Linked DNA regions of Homo sapiens: region 1 is linked to region 2. A link is a loop called in an ENCODE intact Hi-C map of the cell type or tissue named here. Cell type or tissue: PC-3. All regions are shown on one strand. Each heading gives the region's core, and the rest is flanking DNA. Links, peaks and the distances in the headings are about the cores only.

Region 1 (5,382 bases), core at 217-5,216, 150 kb after region 2:
GAACACACTGCTGAAAAGAACTGATGTGTTCAGATCATCTGTGTAGGGCTGTGATTTGTAATTTAAACTAATTGTATTCTGAGGTAACCACAAAATAAATTCAACCAAACTGGGGTCCACCAAGTGGGGGAAGGGGAAGGGAGAGAATAATCTTGGGGGTTTTTTTTTTTTGGTAATTTTTTTATTTGGATAGTGCTTTTTTGTTTTGTTTTTGTTCTGCATTAAGGCCTTTTTTGCTTTGACTTGAAATAAGTTCTTTGACAGAGCATATTGCTTGGTTAATTAAGTAACCTAAAGTATGCATTAGGATTGTGAAATGTCTCGTGAGTATGCCAATCCTGAGGGTGGAACCAAATAGCCTTTGATGAAAAGGGCAGTGGATTCTGGAGGCTCTACTTCAGGTGCTGCTATAATGCCTCATCTAATCAGGACTAAATTGTGTAGGAAACTGCAGTGGGAAGAATATGCTTTCTGCTCAGGCTAAGAGGGTCACTGATCTGTCCTTAGAAATTCAGAGTAACATGAGCAAAACCTCAGCTAAAACCCATTTAAGTGGCATGGATTGTGCATGATCTTTGATAAGAATTCCTCATGTACTTGTGCCTAGTTTTTCAAGGTATTGGCTGTTCTATAGATGCAGTGATTGTCCCAGCTAGCTCTGTTACCAGCCTTTTGGTGTGTCTTTATGTTCATTTGGAGAGTCAGGGCGAAAGACAGGTGATGTAGCACTTCTGTTTTTAATAATTATTGCTTAAAATACCTATTAATAGTTTTGGGTCATTTAAAGGGACTTGAGGAAGCTACCCAGGATTACAGAAGAGTGTCCACCTAACAAGATGGTCTGGCAGTTTCCTAGTTTTGTATCTGGTTCAATAGAAATATGTGAAAGTGGTAATGTCATCATTTGATGCAGAGTCCGGGTTTCTCTATAATAAATCCCTTTGCCAAATGCATGAGTTGCAGACTTGCTACTGGCAAGAGTGAAGCAAGTGGGTGAGTAAAACTATTTTGACGTGGGAGCGTTTTCAGATAGGAGTTTAGTCTTGACGAAAGTGTCCGTGCAGGAATTGGACTCCGAGGAGGGTTACAGTATCTCCTGACGGGACCTGCCACTCGCATCTGGGCAATGTTGACATTTGAGGTGGCAGGCAGGATGCCTGCCTTCTAATATATTTGGGTGAGTAACTGAGCCAGCCAAGGGAAGGTTGAATGATTAAATCAGAAATGGGATTCTTGGTAAACTGAAGACTTTTATTTGGGAATGAAAAACCTTAAAAAAATCTCTTCATCGTTGAACTGTGCATTTTCCCTGCATTTTTTCCCAACAAAATTTTGTTGGGGGTTATGTTACTGAAGAATGAACAGATGAGTAAGTGGAGGTGTTATGTAAAGGCATATTGTACTCGAAATCTGAAGACCTGCAGCAGATTTAAATTACAACTCTTGTTATAACTTTTTAAAAGATTGTGAAAATATCAAAATATAAATGAATCAAGTTTTAATATACTGTATGATGGGTGGATGAGGCTGTCCATTGTACCATTTGTTTGAATTCTCAGGCATGGTTTGGCAGTGCAAGAATTCTGTAACATTAACAAATTCAATAAAAAGTAAATATATGGATTTTGGACTGTAATGGTTATTTTAAAGCCTTATTCTGTCTTTGAAAATGGTGAGTTGAGGTCACACCTCTCTTGCTGTGGGAAGGTGAAGATGCTCTAAACTCAGGGGTGTACTTTTTTTTTTTTTTGAGACAGTTGCTCTGTCGCCCAGGCTGGAGTGCAGTGATGTGATCTTGGCTCACTGCAACCTCCGCCTCCCTGGTTCAAGCGATTCTCCTGCCTCAGCCTCCTGAATAGCTGGGATTACAGGCGTGCACCACCACACCCAGCTAACTTTTGTATTTTTAGTAGAGACGGGGTTTCACCATGTTGGCCAGGCTGGTCTTGAACTCCTGACCTCGTGTTGCACCTGCCTCGACCTCCCAAAGTGCTGGGATTACAGGCGTGAGCCACCGGGCCTGGCCAGGAGTGTACTTTCTGTTTCAGAAGTGTTTACAGAGTACTCAAGCATAAAAAAGACCGATGAGGATTTAGGCAAACCAAAGACAGTAAAAAAAGAAATAGAAAATTTAAAAAATACAACACGCATGAAAGTGGCTGCAAAGCTGTGACAAATATTTTTGGAAAACTTGAAATACACATTTGTCCTTGTTGCTGTATTAAATTTTGTTACCTTAAACTATGGCAAAGGAATCTAAAATCTTTATATAGACTAAGGATTTAAGGCTTTGTTCGATTAATCTTACAATTCTCAAAAACAGTAATTTTAAATTTCAGGATTTAGTTTGGATTATAGTCCCTCGATTTCTAAATTAGCAAAAGTATATTTCAGTCATTTTGGTAGTGGAGTTTAAATATGTAATGTTAACAATTTACTATTTGATTATTCTTTGTGCTTGATTGAGATCTTTTTTTTTTTTGACAACCTTATTTAAGATAGAACACACACACAAACTCACACTCTATCAGTCTTCCCTGCTTTAATTTCTTCTATAGTTTTAACTTTTTAGATAAAAGTCACTCTTTTCAAAAAGAAAAAAAGAGACAGGGTCTTGTGCTGGAGTGCAGTGGCGCAATCATAGTCCCCTGCAGCCTTTAACTCCTGGGATCAAGGAATCCTCCCGCTTCAGCCTGCTGAGTAGCTGGGATTAATGTGTGTGCTACCAAGCACTATTTTGTTTTTTAAGAGATGGGGTCTTGCTATGTTGCCCAGGCTGTTCTCAAGCTTCCTGGTCTCAAGCAGTCCTCCTCTGCGTCCCAAAGTGCTGGAATGTTTTACAGCCACTTTGGGAGCCACTACACCTGGCCAAAAGTCACCTTTTGAAGTGTACAATTTAAGAATTTCTTATATTCTCAAAGTTATGCAACCATCACCACTCTTAAAATTCTTGAACATTTTCATCACCCCAAAAAGAAATTCTATTGTTATTAGTCATCATTTTCTTCTTTCCTCCCAAATTCCTCAGTCCTAGGCAGCCACTATTGTATTGTCTCTAGTTTCTTTTTTCTGTTTTTTTTTTTTTTTTTTTTTTGAGACAGTCTTGCTGTCACCCAGGCTGGAGTGCAGTGGCACATTGTCAGCTCAATGCACCCTCCGCCTCCCGGATTCAAGTGATTCTCCTGCCTCAGCCTCCCCGAGTAGCTGGGATTACAGGCACCCACCACCACGACTGGCTAATTTTTGAATTTTTAATAGAGATGGGGTTTCACCATATTGGCCAGGCTGGTCTCAAACTCCAGACCTCAGGTGATCCACCCGCTTTGGCCTCCCAAAGTGCTGGGATTACAGCTGCATGAGCCACCGTGCCCGGCCTAGATTTTCTCATTCTGGTCATTTCATATAAACAGGGTTATACAATTTGTTTTTCAGAGACTGGCTTCTACACTTGTTTTTGAGCATGTTTTTGAGGCTTAGCATGTATCAGTGCTTCGTTTTTATTGCTAAACAATATAGGTAATTGTATGGGTATACCACGTTTAAATTGTACATTCATCTGTTGGACATTGGGGTTGTTTCATTATTATGAATGATGTTGCTATGAACTTTCATGTACAAGTTTTTGTATCAACATTTCCAATTCTCTTGGGTATATACTTAGAGATGAAAGGCTGTATCACTTTGAGGAACTGCCAAACTCTTCTAAAGTAGCCTCACCATATTATATATTACTATTCCCACCAGCAGTGTCAGAGGATTCCAGTTTCTCCAATATCCTTGTGATCACTTGTTTCAGATTGGTTCTAGTCTTCCGAGTGGGTGTGAAGTATCTCATTATGGTTTTATTTTGCATTCCTATAATGACTAGTGATGTTGAGCATCTTTAAATGTGCTTACTGGCCATCTGTATGTCTTTGGAAAAATGTGTATTCAAATCCTCTGCCAATTTCTAAATTGGTTTACTTATAATTTTATTGTTGAGTTGCAAGTGTTTTAAATTTCAGGTGCTACTTCTTTGTCAGATACATGAATTGTAAACATTTTCTCCTACCATTTTTCCCTTTCTTAGAAGTGTCTTTTGGAGTACAAAATTTTCAATTTTGATGAAGTCCACCTTTTCTATTCTTTAGTTGCTTGTGCTTGGGTGTTATATCTAAGAAAACATTGCCTAACCCAAGTCATAAAGATTTATGCCTATTTTCTTCTAAGAGTTTTATGTTTTTAGCTCTTTCATTTAGGTCTTTGGTCTATTTTAATTTTTTTTATTGTGACTTAGGGCTCCAGCTTCATTCTTCTGCATGTGACTACCAGTTGCTCAGCACCAAGACTCATAGTTTTTGGGGGATTTTTTGGTGGTTGTTTTTGAGACAGCATCACCCAGGCTGGAGTGCAGTAGTGTGATCATAGTTCACCGCAGCCTTGGCCTGGGCTCAAATGATCCTCCCCGCCTCAGCCTCTCAAGTAGCTGGGACTAAAATGCGTGCCACCACACCCAGCTAACTTTTTTTATTTTTAGTAGAGATGAGGTCTTGCTATGTTGCCCAAGCTAATCTCAAAACTCCTGAGCTCAGGTTATCCTCCTACCTCAGCCTCGCGAAGTGCTGGGATTACAGGTGTGAACCACCATGCCTGGCTTGTAGTTCTTACTCTTTATTTAGCACACTAAACATTTTGGTTGTTTATCTCCCTCTGTTAGAATGTGAAATTGGTCTGGGGTAGGTACACGTAGGTGGAGATGTCAGGAGGTTAAGAGTGTGGGGTAGGAATTTAGGACAGGTCATGCTATGGGTGTCTAGACTGACAAAGGAACAAATGAGGTCACGATTTCAAGTTAGGGAGTGCAAACAAATTAATGGAGGTAGTCAGATCAGAAGGAGAGCCAAGAAGTTAGAAAGTCATATGGACAGGTGTTCTAATAACTAGCATCCTGAAACTGCAGGTTTGTAATGGTTTTAATTCACCAGTTACTACAACTAGGTACTAATGGGGCCTGCAGAATGCAGGCAAGTTATGAATTGCTTCTCCTGGGCTTGAAATAAAGATAATGAATATTATGAGTGATATATTGAGTAAGAAATAATTGCTTATTTTATCTTTTTGACACAGTTTCACTCTGTCACCCAGGCTGGAGTGCAGTGACACGATCCCAGCTCACCACAACCTCTGCCTCCCAGGTTCAAACAATTCTTATGCCTCAGGCTCCCCAGTAGCTGGGATTACAGGCGCATGCCACCACGCCCGGCTAATTTTTTTTTTTTTTTTTTGTATTAGTGGAGACAGGGTTTCCCCATGTTGTCCAGGCTGGTCTTGAACTTCTGACCTCAAGTAATCTGCCCACCTCGGCCTCCCAAATTGCTGGGATTACAGGTGTGAGCCATCACA
Region 2 (5,382 bases), core at 185-5,184:
GGCACTGGGTCTTCCCTGCTTGGGTTCTCCATAAAGAGGTAGCACTACTGCTGGGCTCATTAATTCAACTAATACCTGCTGTACCAGACACTGTGCTAGGGATGGAACAACAAACAGGACAGAAAGGCAGTGCCTGACTTCCAGGAGGTTATATTCTAGCAGAAAATACAGATAAAATAATTTAAAAACCATAAAATTGATAATACAAGCTTTGGTAAGTGTTTTAAAGAAAACTAACAAAGCAGAAAGGGGCAGAGTAAAGGGAAGCACTGCTCGCAGTAAGGTGACCAGAATGAGGGAGCTATTCATGCAAAGGGGAAGGGAGGAGTGGGCCAGGCAGGGGAGTCGGCAAGTGCTAGGGCCTTGAGCAGGAGAGGGACTGGTATGGTCCAGAAAGACCAAGACCCACATGGCTGGAGCCTTTGGAGCAATGGAAGAGTAACAAGCATGCAGGGCCTTGAAGGCCACTTCAGAAGACTGGGTTTTACTCTAAGTATAAGAGACACTTCTATAGAGTTTTGTTTTGTTTTGTGTGTTGTTTTTGTTCTGAGATGGGCTTTCACTTTCACTCTGTCTCTCAGGCTGGAGTGCAGTGGTGCAATCATAGCTCACTGCAGCCTCGACCTCCTGGCCTCAAGAGATCCTCCCACATCAGTCTCCCAAGTAGCTGGACTGTGGGTGCACATCATGACACCTGGATAAATTCTGTTTTTTTGTTTTGTTTTGTTTTTTGGAGAGATAGGGTTTTGCTATGTTGCCCAGGCTGGTCTCAAACTTCTAGGCTCAAGCAATCCACCCACCCTGTCCTCCCAAAGTGCTGGGCTTATAGGCGTGAACCACCACACCTAGCCCCTCTGAAGAGTTTTAATTTAGTTTAATCAGAGTGACATGATATGATTTTAAGAGTTTAAAAAGCCCACTCTGGAAGCAGGATGCAGAATGCATTGGAGGAGGGAGGTACAGATCAGGGAGTTGGAAGGATATTACAATGGGATATTATAATGGGATAGGAGAGCATGATGGGGACTTGCACTAGGGTGATGTCAAGAGAGGTAGAGAGAAATAAATGGATTTGAGATACATTGTGGGGGTAGAATTGACTAGACTCAGTGATAAATGAGATGTGGGAGATGACAGAAAGTGAGAGATCAAGATGATCCCTTGGTTTCCGGGTAGACATTGGGGTTGTTTACTGAGATGAAGAGGATCAAGGGGTGGTGGGGAAAGGGAAGATTTGTGGGGAAATTATCTAGATTTTCTTTTTTTTTTTTTTAATGGATTTTCACTCTTGTTGCCCAGGCTGGAGTGCAGTGGTGCGATCTCAGCTCACTGCTACCTCTGCCTCCTGGGTTCAAGCCATGATCCTGCCTCAGCCTCCTAAATAGCTGGAATTACAGGTGCGTGCAACCACGCCCAGCTAATTTTTTGTATTTTTAGTAGAGGCAGGGGTTTCACTATGTTGGCCAGGCTGGTCTGGAACAACTGACCTCAGGTAATCCACCCACCTCAGCCTCCCAAAGTGCTGGGATTCCAGGCGTGAGCCACCGCACCCGGCCAAAATTATCTAGATTTTCATTCGGGGACATGTTAAGTTTGAGATGTCTGAGAAATAGCCAAGTGAAGACCTCAAAGAGAGGGTGAGTATGCAAGTGTGGAGCTGAGCAGAAAGTTCTGAGATAGACATTTAAATGTGAAAGTCATTAGCACATACAATGCCATTTAAATCTGTGTGGATAGATCAGACCATTTAGTGATTAAAAAAAAGAAGCACCAAGACCCAATCTTGAAAAACTTTAACATTTAGAGGTCAGATAAGGAAGAAAAACCTGGTGAAGCAGAGAATAATAAGAAAGAATGGTCAATGAAGTAGGAGGAAGTCCAGAGAGAGTGGTGTCATGGAAGCCGAGACAGAAAAGTACATCTGTGACAAATGCAACCAGCAGGTCAATATGAGCACAGAGAAGCATCTGCCGGGCTTGGTAATACGGTGGCCTTGTTATTAAGAGCAGTATCACTGGGGTGCTAGGGACTGAGAATTATTTCTCATTCCTTTATTGCTAGAAGCAAGTTATGCTGAACATCCATCCTAAACTTGAAAGTCAAATAAATGTGGGAAGGGTTTCCAAGGGAATCTTGCATCTTGCCACTGCACCAGCTGAGTTTAATTTCCCAGGAGCTCAGTCTTACCCACCTCCTCCCCACACCTGCAGCTCTAGCTGCCAGAATGCCAATATCTTTACTCCAAACAAACCATTCATTGTACCCTTGGGCCCAAATGATAACCTTTTTTAAAACGCTGCTTGTATTTGCCTTTCCTTTAACACAATGATGGTCAAATCTCTCATCCACCACCACCAGCTCATTTATTTTAATAACTACATCCGCAGTGAAAACAGGAGTAGTATTATAGAAAGAGATAAAGTCCTCACCATCATGGTACAAATGACTAGGACTTTTCAGATGACTATGGACAGGAAAAACAAAGGAAAAAAATATATATGTATATATATACATATATATATATCAAGCCACTAGATGGAAGTCTTCATTCAACTGCCTGTGCACTTCAGAAAAGTAAAGCAGGATCAGTGCCAGACTGCACAAACCCATCAAATTCATTCGACATTCATTGAACAACTGCTTTGTACAAAGACAAATAACAATGATGATAATGGCTACCGTTCATGCAATATTTACTCTGTGCCAGGCAATCTGCTGAGTCACACATACGCTGAGTCTCACACACCTTGGCTCATTTAATTCTCCCAGGAGGAAGGGAGTATTATTATCTTCATTTTATGGGGGAGGAAACCAAATCTTAGAATTACTTACTCTAAGCAACTGACCCATGCTTGTGAATGGAGGAGCCAGTTTCCAGAATAAGAAAACACTGTCGTTGTCTACAAAGTATTTATACTAAATGTGGTAAGAGAGGGATAATGTGCCACAGGGGTGGGCTGTGACTCAGATGCAGGAACCAGCCAATGAGGGAGGAAGAGAATCAGCAAAGGCCCCACCATGCTCTCTACAGCTCAGGATGAAACGGAGCGGTCACCCCTAATTGTTTTCCCTCACTCTCCCCATAACTACTGCACCACAAAGAACCGACTGTTCTATCCCCCAAATGCATCTTAAACTAGTCCACATTTTTCCACCTACCCTATGATCACATCGTTCGTCCAGGCCACCATCATTAATAAAATGGGCTCCCTGGACCACCGCAAGAGCCTCCCGACTGGTTCTTTGGCATCTTCTCCTGCCTCCTCCAATCCTCTCTTCCCACAGTAGTCAGAGGGTCCACTTAGTGCACAGATCACCTCTGTAACCTGCTCAAGCCCTTTCAAAGGCTTCCCAGTAAATCTCAACTCCTTTCCATTGTGCCCAAGGCCTTCCCTCTATGGTCTGGTCTTGTCTACCTTTTTAACCTCATCTCCTACAGTAGCGGCTGGTTTCTCAACAAACAGGACAGAGCCTGGCATAAACAGTAATTATGTGCTGAAGAAATTAAGGCAAGAATGAATGAGTGAATAAATAGAAAAGTTTCATGGGGAAGCCGTGTTTGAAATGAGCATTATACTGGAGCAGGCTTTCTCAGACTGAGGGCTGGGAGTGGGGAGGTAGTGAAACAAGTTGCTCTCAATGGAGGCAGCAGGTGCAAAGGCACAGAGGGATTCCAGGTGCAGCAGGGAGGCAGCTAGAGCAGGCCTGGGGGCAGGGCCATGTGAAACCGGGGTTCTCAAGGTTGAGTATGCATCATAAGCCCCTGGAAAGCTTGCTGAGACACAAATTGTTGGGACCCACCTGCAGAGATTCTGATAGGTCCATCTGAAACAGGAGCTGAAAAGTGCATTTCTCACAAGTTCCCAGGTGATGCTGCTGCCACTGGTCCAGGGCCCACACTTTGAGAACCACTAGTGCAAAGTACAGTCAGTCCTTCACATCCATGGGTTCCACATCCATGGATTCAACCAACTGTAGATCAAAATATTTTTTAAAAAATAGATGATTGCGTTTATACTGAACATGTGGGCTTTTTTCTTGTCATTATTTTCTAAATAACACAATAAATAACAACTATGTACATAGCATTTCCATTGTATTGGGTATCATAAGTAATCTTGAGATGATTTAAAGTATATGGAAGGATGTGTGTGTAGGTTATATGCAAATACTACATCATTTTATATAAGAGACTTGAGCATCCGTGGGGGACTGGAACCAAGACCCCATAGATACCAAAGGACAACTGTACATAGGTTTTCTATAAGCTTTAATTTTGGAGGGTAGGAATTGTTACCTTAAAAGAAGGATATAAATCACTATTTTAAGCCAATATTAGTCCTTTGATACTTAAATGTGAATGAGTTGCAAGTTCTTTATCAACCAGAAGGAGAACTCCAGGCACCAGAGGTGAGAGACAGGAGTGATTAAGAACTGGGAAAGGGAGACACCCTAGTCTGCCTGCTCCCCAGTGTGCCCCAGGCCAAGCTGGAACAGAAATGATTAGCTTTGCTAGTGGGGAATTCAATGAAAATGGCAGGGTTTGGTGGCTTACACCTGTAACCCCAGGACTCTGGGAGGCCAAGATGGGTGGATAATTTGAGGTCAGGAGTTCGAGACCAGCCTGGCCAACATGGTGAAACCCCATCTCTATTAAAAATACAAAAATTAGCTGGGCGCAGTGGCACATGCCTGTAATCCCAGCTACTCAGGAGGCTGAGGCACGAGAATATCTTGAATCTGGGAGGCAGAGGTTGCAGTGAGCAGATATTGTGCCACTGCACTCCAGCCTGGGCAACAAAGCAAGACTCTGTCTCAAAGAAAAAACAAAAAAAGTAATTCAATGAAATGAAACAAAATAAGACAGCCACACTGGAGCAAGGGGAAAGCAGTTATTTTCTTCTCCCATAGCTGGGATTTGGCTCCACCCTGCAGGCTCCCCCTATCAGAGCCTTCAGCTCACCATTTATATATATATATATATATATATATATATATATATATATATATATATATATATATATATATATATATATAAAGGAGTTTCTTGGGTTGAAGGGAGGACACCCCTCATTCCCTACCTGTGGGAGATCCTGAGAGGCTTGGGGATTCAAGTTTGAAAAACCACTCCTCAAGGCTCCATGAAACCCCTAAACTATATCCACAATGTTTATGTTCACGTGTATGTTTTGGGGGAGACGAAACTCTAGAGCCACGCTGCCCAATACGGTAGCCACGGGTGGCCACCATGCTGGACAGTGCAGACAGAGCATTTCCACCGTCACAGGAAGCTCTCTCAGCACTCATCTAGAGCTTTCACCAGCCTTCCAAAGGCATCCATGACCAGAAATTTTAAGAGCTGCTAGGCAAAGCCAGTGAAAC

What was found. Peaks named below come from ENCODE experiments on the same cell type or tissue, not always from the same donor. Only the 100,000 strongest peaks of a DNase experiment are listed, where the experiment ranks them.
Region 1: it touches region 2 in a loop (4-fold over the local background); 2 of 110 quality-filtered maps call a loop at or near these places.

The regions. Positions count from the first base shown.
Region 1 is chr3:133,588,639-133,594,020 of GRCh38, forward strand. CDV3 (CDV3 homolog) reads left to right here. Exons shown (of 5, transcript NM_017548.5): 5 at 1-1,623. Among named protein-coding and RNA genes, the nearest start is that of CDV3, 18 kb to the left of the region's middle. In PC-3, for the core only: no CTCF peak of the experiment used is centred there; a DNase peak (open chromatin) is centred at 2,933.
Region 2 is chr3:133,441,604-133,446,985 of GRCh38, forward strand. The region is part of intron 1 of BFSP2 (beaded filament structural protein 2); the gene reads left to right. The region is part of intron 2 of BFSP2-AS1 (BFSP2 antisense RNA 1); the gene reads right to left. Among named protein-coding and RNA genes, the nearest start is that of BFSP2, 44 kb to the left of the region's middle. RefSeq lists an enhancer at 355-634. In PC-3, for the core only: a CTCF peak has its summit at 2,551 (motif pointing right); a DNase peak (open chromatin) is centred at 2,698; H3K27ac peaks cover 739 bases.